Regions from separate parts of the Homo sapiens genome. Here region 2 is linked to region 1. A link is a loop called in an ENCODE intact Hi-C map of the cell type or tissue named here. Cell type or tissue: endothelial cell of umbilical vein. All regions are shown on one strand. Links, peaks and the distances in the headings refer to the core of each region. The heading gives the core; the rest is flanking DNA.

Region 1 (4,401 bases), core at 157-4,156:
TTTTCTTTTTTCTTTTTTTTTTTACTGTAACCCGCAGTAAGAAATATATATGACATCACAATACAGCGTGCACGCATGCACACACACAAAAGGTTTTACAAAACCCAACTTGCCTTTTCTACCAGGAATGCACTCTGCTATTTGCTTTTCTCCTCTTCTATTTGGTTTTTTAAAGGCTAGTCCTGACTGTCCTAATGATTCATCACCTGCAGGCTTAAAAACATTTGTTGCTTGTTGAAATGGAAATTCCTCCTGCTCTGCGAATTACAACTCCTTAACTCAAATATTGGAGCGTAGACCCAAACATCTACTGTTTTTCTTTCAAAATGATGCCCAGCTGATTCTTTTACACTAGGTTTGCAAAGCTCAAATCAGATGTATCAGATGAAATTGTACACTAACCTATAACTAAAATTATGCCCAAAATTGTTCTCTGTAGAACATTCCGATATTTTCACAGGCGACTCTCATTTTGTCTTGCTTTAATTTTTGCATGATTTAGGGCTCTTTTATTCTTTTTCCTGTTATGTCACTTTTAATGTTCAATATCATGATAGAAAAAGAAAAGAAGAAACTGGAGTTCAAGCATCATCGCATTTGAAATGTGTGTGGTCTTTAATAGGCATATCTAAAGGATAAGTAGTTGTCATGAAGTTATTCTAAAGGAATATTTTGACCTTATTTTCTTTTGCTGGAATTGTATTAAACATCTGCAATTCGGCCATGTAATTTAAATGATTCTTTATGCTGTGTGATTAAATATTCCATTCACTTGGTTTGTCCTGTGGACTGTAAATTAGTTTTCCTTCTGGAATTTTCCTTCCTCTGACAGTTTCTTATGAACATGTTCTAATATCCTGCGCGTACTGGATGCCTTCCTTAGCTTTGCCTCCAGATAGAATGATGCCAGAGGCTAAATTCTATTTGGTGTAAAATAAGTGTTATTTTATTCCACTAATGAATACAATTAATCCACTGGGGACAGTAACTATAATTATAATGCATTAAGTCTTTTACCAGGCTCACGATCCTATATTATTTGCCCTAAAGTTTTGACACTTCATTCTCTGACTCTTTCAGGAATTTTTTTCACCCTTGCCTGAAATCTTGTGCCTGCTGCTTCTAATTCAGTATGAATTTCCTTTGTTTGCTTATAGTACATACTTGGAATTGGATGTTCCTTAGAGGCCTCAAGTTCTGACATCTCTTTCCTTCCTTTTCTTAGATTAGAGTTATACAGGGATGGTAATGACGACTTGGAGAAAGAAAGAATTTCTTGGAATTAGCAGGAATTCTGGAGAGAGCCTTGGGCCAGCCTTGTCTGTAAGACAGATTGACTGGTCTCCTCCGTACCCTTTCACCCAGGGCTATTTTCCATTCCAGAATTATCATAAAGCCGGTTGAAACCTGTCCCTGGGTGTGTGGTTGGGGGCAGTAGGCACACAGCAATTCCAATTAGCTGTCTAATTTTAACTTGGCTTCTGGCTAGAGGACTTCATCTCACAGCACATTTCAAACACAAGAGCGAACGGTCAAGTGGGTTACCTTGGACTTATCTTGGCCTGCCCCGGAGGTTATGGTCAATTATGTTTGAGGGACATTTTCAAGCGAGACAGAATCAGGAATTGGAATGGAGGTTGTGAAGCAATCATGCGTTTTTATCCCAACTGGGAAATGCTTATCAAAATAGTTCCTAGTTATCAAGTAAGCACAAAGTGCCTGGAAATGACGTTCCCAGTGAGGGGAAATGGCCCAGCTGTGCTTTTTTTGGCTTTCTCTCATCTGCTCAACAGGAAAAATATTAATCAATGGGAAAAATGCTCCCTTTCTGTTAATTTAACACATGAGTTTTAGGTAGTGTGGGAAATAGTAACACTTAATGCTTTCCATTCTCGATTTTATTACATGAATTACAAAAAACACTTTTTAGAAAATGGTTTTCATTTAAACCATAGATTCACCACCTATAAAGATGTTTTATCTTCTTGATGAAAAGAAGATAAACCTGAGATAGAGAAAGTTCCAGGGTTCCCTACAGTCTTGCAGTCATTGTGTGGAATAGTCCAGGGAAGACGTCTGGTGACCCTTTGTAAGTTGCCACTGGGCAACACCTTTTTTTCCCATCAACAGGGAAGCAATTCACAATTCAGTGTTTCCTCGTAAAACGAATTAGCAATGCTTCTCCAATGAGATAAGGAATATCTAAACCAGAGTCCCATAACGGAGCTTTCCATATTTTGATATATCTCTATGCCTACTTTTTGAACTTTTATGGAAGGATAACACAACAAAATGAAGGATCCAGCCTGATGCCTTTTCATTAAGCAAGACCACCCATGTAACCATCTCTCTCCATGCCTCTTTTGTTCAAGGTGATGAGGCTTCGCAAACTGGCTCAGCAGATTGCAAACTGCAAACAGTGCATTGAGCGGTCAGCATCACTCATCTCCCAAGCGGAACACTCTCTGAAGGAGAATGATCATGCGCGTTTCCTACAGACTGCTAAGAATATCACCGAGAGGTGAGTGCAGGGGCCCCTGGGAATTTCTCGGCTGCTGGGCTCTTGTATCTGCGCTGTGATTGGTTGGTCTTGCCCTCGCCTTGCTTTTATTTTCATTTTCAAGGCTCAGTACCAGAGAGAATAGAGGCTTTGAGCTGTTTTGTTCCAGCTAAAGATGCTTCCTTTTGACATGTGAAAGCCCTTTCAGTAACAGCCTGGAGTCTGGAGTTCAAGGCCTTTGAAACAAGAGTCCACCAGTTAGAAAGAATAAAATCAACCTGCTTTTGGACGAGGGGGGAGCTTATGATGGCACAAAAACAGCATTTATTGTGACTCTCAGATGTGATGTTATCGTACACTTGATAACAAAGAGTCAAAATGAAGGCAAAAACATTAAAGGGAATATTTTCTTCCATCACAGGGCTCATCTATTTTTTTTTAAAATCACACAGGTGTTGTTCTCTGTTAGGCCCATTTTCATTTGGTTGAGGAGCTTGGCCTCACCTGAAAAGGTCAAGGCCAACTCACGCAGGAGAGAAAGGACCAAACTGTCAACCTCATACGGGCTTCTTTTAAAATACTCTTTATTCTCAGGTAGGGAGCTTTAATGTGATGTTATCTGAATGGTTGGCTCAGCAGTAAAACTGGCAAAGATAAGTATTTTTTCGGCACACATACTTGGTTGGTATAAAAATTGCTCATCTTCACTGACACAAACACCTATAGCAATTCTAGTGGATCCAAAGAAAAGCACTAGCCGGGCACGGTGGCTCACGCCTGTAATCCCAGCACTTTGGGAGGCCAAGGCGGGTGGATCACCTGAGGTCAGGAGTTCGAGACCAGCCTGACTAACATGGTGAAACCTGGTCCCTGCTAAAAAAAAAAATACAAAAATTAGCTAGGCGTGGTGGCAGGCGCCTGTAATCCCAGCTACTTGGGAGGCTGAGGCAGGAGAATTGCTTGAACCTGGGAGGCGGAGGTTGCAGTGAGCCGAGATCGTGCCACTGCACTTCAGCCTGGGCAACAGAGCGAGACTCTTTCTCCAAAAAAAATAAATAAATGAAAAAACAAAGAGAAGCACTAGGCTGGGCCAGGTACAGCCAATGCCACATAAATGACATCTCTAACTCAGGCTAATGGCCTTGACTTCATTCATTCTAATTTTCAGAGTCAACTGCCCTTTATCCAAAGCAATAATAGAATCCTATCTCTAGAAGACCCCAGAGAGCTCATGCATGCTGATCTTCATCCTAGAGCAGAGATCAGCAGACTTTTTCTATAAAGGATCATCAAGTAAATATTTTTCCGCTTTGCAGGTTGTAAGGTCTTGGTCACAGCTACTCAACTCTGCCATTGTAGCTAGCTCTAAAGCGGCCATAGATAATATAGAAACAAATGGGTGTGGCTGTGTGCCAATAAAACCATTACAAAAACAGGCAGTAGACCATACTTTGCCAACCCCTGGCCTAGGAAAAAAAATACTCGCCATCTTATGACTCAAATTTATTCAAAGAAAGAGAAAGGAAACTAACATTTATTGAGTGCTTGCTTGTTTCGGAAACTTGTGCTAATTCTCAAAATATCGCATAGAGGAGGAGTGATTGACATCTCCATTTTCACTCTTCTTAAAGAGTAATGTATCGTGTTTTTACAACTCTGGTCTACTGTCCAATCGGCTTGACTGTATTATTTCTTATATTTGAGGAAAATTCCTTTTGTAGCTGATTAGATACTTATCTCTTCTAAAAGGCATGGATAACAGCTGGCTATCATCCCTGTTATGTACTTAAGATGCTCTCCTCCTTACTCTGAGAGGCCCATTTCTTTCCTCCTGATTCCTTGGTTCCAAATGTTTATTTTCCCTGGGCCATATCCAGTTGCTCAATATTCACCCTAAAGTT
Region 2 (4,401 bases), core at 220-4,219, 72 kb before region 1:
TGATACAAATGCAATTGTAAAAATCCATTTAAAACTTAATCACTTTATATTCTGGACTTTTGGGTATGACACAACGTTGTTGCGTACCCATGAGGTATGGACTTTAAGCTGACAAAGGAAAACACATTTTGCATGTCGCATCAAAAAGGAAAATGCTTGTAAAGTGCCGAGCATGGTGACTGGCACATAGTAAGTGTTGGATGTACACGAGGTATTATTTTATCTGGGCATTTACTGTTACAATAAAACCTTCATTGGTGTAATCCAATGGTGGATTTCTTGACAGTATCATAAATTACTCAGTGGTTATAGGGTTGATATGTGTTTCTGGCTGACATGGGAAACTTTGAACAACTCTCAAGGGAATTATAATTGGGTGGAAACTTTGATTTGTCCTTTCTAAACCAAGCTAAGTAGTGAAATGGACTTTTAAGAAGCAGTGAGTGGTGAATTGAAAGAAATGGCTTTAAAAACAAGGCCCAATTTGAAGTCTGGGGATGCGGGTGGCAGGGGTGGAGGGGAGCGGCTCTTTCATGTTTCTGGTTAATCTGATTGGATCAGCACCACAGGTGCCATCAGAGCACCTACAGCTGTTTCCAAGAAAAGAAAAGCTGGCATTGGTTTATACTATGGCTGTCACATTTATACACATCTAGACAGATGAGGAAAAGATGGGTGACATGATACACAGTAAGCCTAGACTAGTCAGACGAGCTCAGGGGGCTAGCTTTCTTTTTTTTTTTTTGTAGGGTTGCCTTTGGTATGTGAGTAAATGATGAAGCAAGTTGGCCCTGGGCTGTGTGTTAGCAGCTGTCTCTCTTAGAATAGGAAGAGGAAGGAACTTCGGTATCGACTGGGGCTGGAGGAGGAGGAAAGCGCTGAAGTGAAGGAGCTGTACAAGAAGGCAGCTTCCAACTCCTCCACTGTAGGGGCCCTGGGGTGTTTTGTTCTCTGTGCTCTCTTCTGTGCCAGTTGTGCAGGGTGCCTAGAATAGCGGTATCATCGTCTGCCTCCTCCCTTATATCTCTTTTGCTATTTATTGAGGGGGAAAATCCGGAAAATATGGTTTTTATTTTTATTTACATTGGGATAGACTAGGTTCTTATTACTGAAACAATATGGAAATCATGAGCAGCTTCTATTCCTTTTGTGCCTTTATAAATATTCTTTTCCCTATCTGCTTTATCAGATCCTGCTTTTAAAAAAAAAAGAAAGAAAAAACCTTATTTGTTTACTCAGGGAATATTTTATGTAGCTACTATGAGATAAACACTGAGTAAATTCTGGGAATGCAGAAATGAAAAACAAAGATAAGTCGTTGCTTCCATGGTCTAGAGCTCATTATAACATGTAATAAGAATATATAGACAGGATATGAAAAGAGCTCCATGGAGCTCAATCAATGAGATAATTTTTAATGTGAATAATAATAAAAAACCACTGACTTCGGTGTTGATATCTGGAAATTGCCTAATTCCAAAAGCTGAAGTAAAAATACATTTCAATAAAAAGCAACATTTACAGAGAACAGTGACATTCAGTCATTTGGAATTGCAAATTCCACTGTTCAGTCATTTGGAATTGCAAGTAAGGGCAAAATATGAAGACTCCAATCCATGAAAAAAGCCGGCTGGATGCTTTCTTATGAAAGGTCTACTGTTCGCGGGCTGGACTGCTAGCCCTTCTCACGTGCTTTCCTCAGAGGTCTCCATTTCCTTCCTGAACAGGGCTAATAGGTCAGATAAATATCCAGGCTCACAAGCAGTTTATGTCATTTCCACTCTGAAAGGATCCATCCCTAGGAAGATATTATGGGAGCAAACTTGCGGAAGTGCTATTGTGTTAACCAAGCCAGCTGGTGGGTTTGCTTTATCTGTTATGGAATTTTTACCAACTTAGGTGTTAGGATGAATATCCTGACCTGGTAGAGTGTTTATTTCCCCCTTCTTTGACCCTTGACACAGCTGTTTAGAGCTCAGTCACTCTTGGTTGACATGGTCAGATTCAAAGCCAAGAAGAGTGAAATGGGCAGGCTTTTAGACTCACACACTGAGTATGGCCTGTGTGAGTGAGTCTGAAAGATCTAGGAGACATGGGGAAGCCGTATGCACTTCACTTAAGGAGCTTGGAGGGAGATGCTATTTTTGCCTCTGGATTGCTGATTTAAGCTCTAGAGGGTCCCAGCAAACAAGGGCCTCACTTATTTATAGTGTCCAGCTTGTTAACTGGTTCCAGTAGCTCTTTCATTCTAAATACCCTGACTTGATCATTACAGATTCTATGCATGTAACAAAATATCACATGTACCCCATAAATATGTACAAATATTATGTATCAATAAAACGTTCATCTGATAACATATTAGGCAAGGCCATAGGGCTGCTTCCATACCTCTAGAAAACTGCCTCGTAGGTCAGGGCTGAGTGGTAGTACAGGAAGGTGGAGTAATCTGTCAAGATGCTGCTTTAAGTTGTTTTGAGATGTGGTTCAAGGGTGTTTGTTGATCAAACACCAAGAGCTAGCTATTACCAAGAATAATAACTAGCATTTGTAAATCTCCAGATTGACAGTTTGCAAAGCACTTTCAAGTATTATTTGATCCTTGGAACAACCACGTATCTCCTGCAAAAATATGGGAATGATAATACCTGCTCATTAGGGATCTTGGGAGGATTAAATGAGATAATATAGGTCCAAGTGTCTAGCCTAGCATTTAGTGGGTGGGAGCAGCTGGGTAAATAGGAACCATCTTTAACAATGCAGAACATGAGGCCATGGAAAATTCAAAAGCATAACTGTAGTCAGATGACTACGTTTTGGAGCTCAGACCCAGGGACCCCATTTTGCCCTTGACTAATCGTCACCTATGATTAAAGCAGAAACAACTATGGTCCAAACATACCACCCTTAAAAAATTAGCGAGAAAGAAAGAGAGAGAGTTTGAGTATGGAGAGAGCAAGTATTTTTGCCTTCACTTTTGACACACAGGCTCCCTGGACTGAGCAAAGAAGTTCCCTTTGAAGTGGTGACTATGATTGAGGATGAGCTAGTTTCCACTCTAATATAAATAAAGAAGTAAAAATACAAAGTTGAAATATGGAAATCCATATGGAATCATTTTATTTACTTACAGCAATATTGAATTATCCAATACTCAATAGTTTCTCTGTACCTAAGTGTTAACATAAATGAATGAATCTCTGATGATCCCTAAAATCATTTCATCACTTGAAATGTGATTATTTACTTACCCTGGCTAAAAATGTAAATTTATAGTCTTGGTCTATGAGTTCAACATTTCAAATTTCTTAAGAGACCAAAACGAGTTAATATTCATATTTAGTTATTCATGCCAAAGCGTGGATACATATAAAAATGATCACCATGTGTTAGTCAATAATAAAACTTTTTGATCTGTTATCCATTCCTCTTTCTAGGATCGCTAATCAGTCAGAATTGTAGATTTAAATTGGTTTCTAAAACAAAGATATCTCAAACATGGTTGTGCACAAAGCCACTCAGGGTTCATACGTATATATATGTGTGTGTGTATACATATATATATATATTTTTTTTATTTCTTTTTTTTTTTTTAGATAGAGTCTCGCTGCATAGCCCAGGCTGGAGTCCAGTGGCGTGATCTCGGCTCACTGCAACCTCCACCTCCTGCATTCAAGCAATTCTCCTGCCTCAGGCTCCCGAGTAGCTGGGATTACAGGCATGCGCCACCACGCCCGGCTAATTTTTGTATTTTTAGTAGAGACGGGGTTTCGCCAGGTTGGCCAGGCTGATCTCGAACTCCTGACATCAGGTGATCTGCCCGCCTAGGCCTCCAAAAGTACTGGGATTACATCATGAGCCACCATTTATAAGATTCAGCAGATCTGAGACAGGTTTAGAGTCTGATTTCAACTTGTGTCCTGGCGTTGCCATTTTAGAATTGTGCGAACTTAAGGGAAAAAAAACAAAACTAACTTTTCAAGCCTCAATTCCTCATCAGTAAAACAGAGGTAATAATTCAGTAATAACTCCATAATGCTTGTCCCCTAGGAAGCCCTGGACAAAGGATAGTGGTTCCTCTTTCCATCACTATTGTTATTCCTTGAATGCCTCTATCTTTACCCCGTTATTCTAAATTTTAAGCCTTTTCTGTAGTTATATGGACAATGCAGTTGGCCCTCCATATTTGTGGGTTCTGCATCTGAGGATTCAACCAATCGTAAATCAAAAATATTTGAAAAAAAAACAATTAAAAAAGATAAAAACACAAATAAAAAAGTATAACGACTATTTATTGTATTATTAATTATTAATAATTATTGTATTATTATAAGTAACCTAGAGATGATTTAAAGTATTGCAGGATATGGGTAGGTTATATGCAAATATTATACCATTTTA

Evidence for each region. Peaks named below come from ENCODE experiments on the same cell type or tissue, not always from the same donor. Only the 100,000 strongest peaks of a DNase experiment are listed, where the experiment ranks them.
Region 2: it touches region 1 in a loop (4-fold over the local background); 1 of 110 quality-filtered maps calls a loop at or near these places.

Annotation. Positions count from the first base shown.
Region 1 is chrX:10,480,600-10,485,000 of GRCh38, reverse strand. MID1 (midline 1) reads left to right here. Exons shown (of 10, transcript NM_000381.4): 5 at 2,373-2,521. Among named protein-coding and RNA genes, the nearest start is that of MID1, 140 kb to the left of the region's middle. In endothelial cell of umbilical vein, for the core only: no CTCF peak of the experiment used is centred there; DNase peaks (open chromatin) are centred at 1,720 and 2,490; H3K27ac peaks cover 2,683 bases.
Region 2 is chrX:10,552,440-10,556,840 of GRCh38, reverse strand. All of the region lies in intron 2 of MID1 (midline 1), which reads left to right. Among named protein-coding and RNA genes, the nearest start is that of MID1, 66 kb to the left of the region's middle. In endothelial cell of umbilical vein, for the core only: no CTCF peak of the experiment used is centred there; a DNase peak (open chromatin) is centred at 1,880; H3K27ac peaks cover 1,691 bases.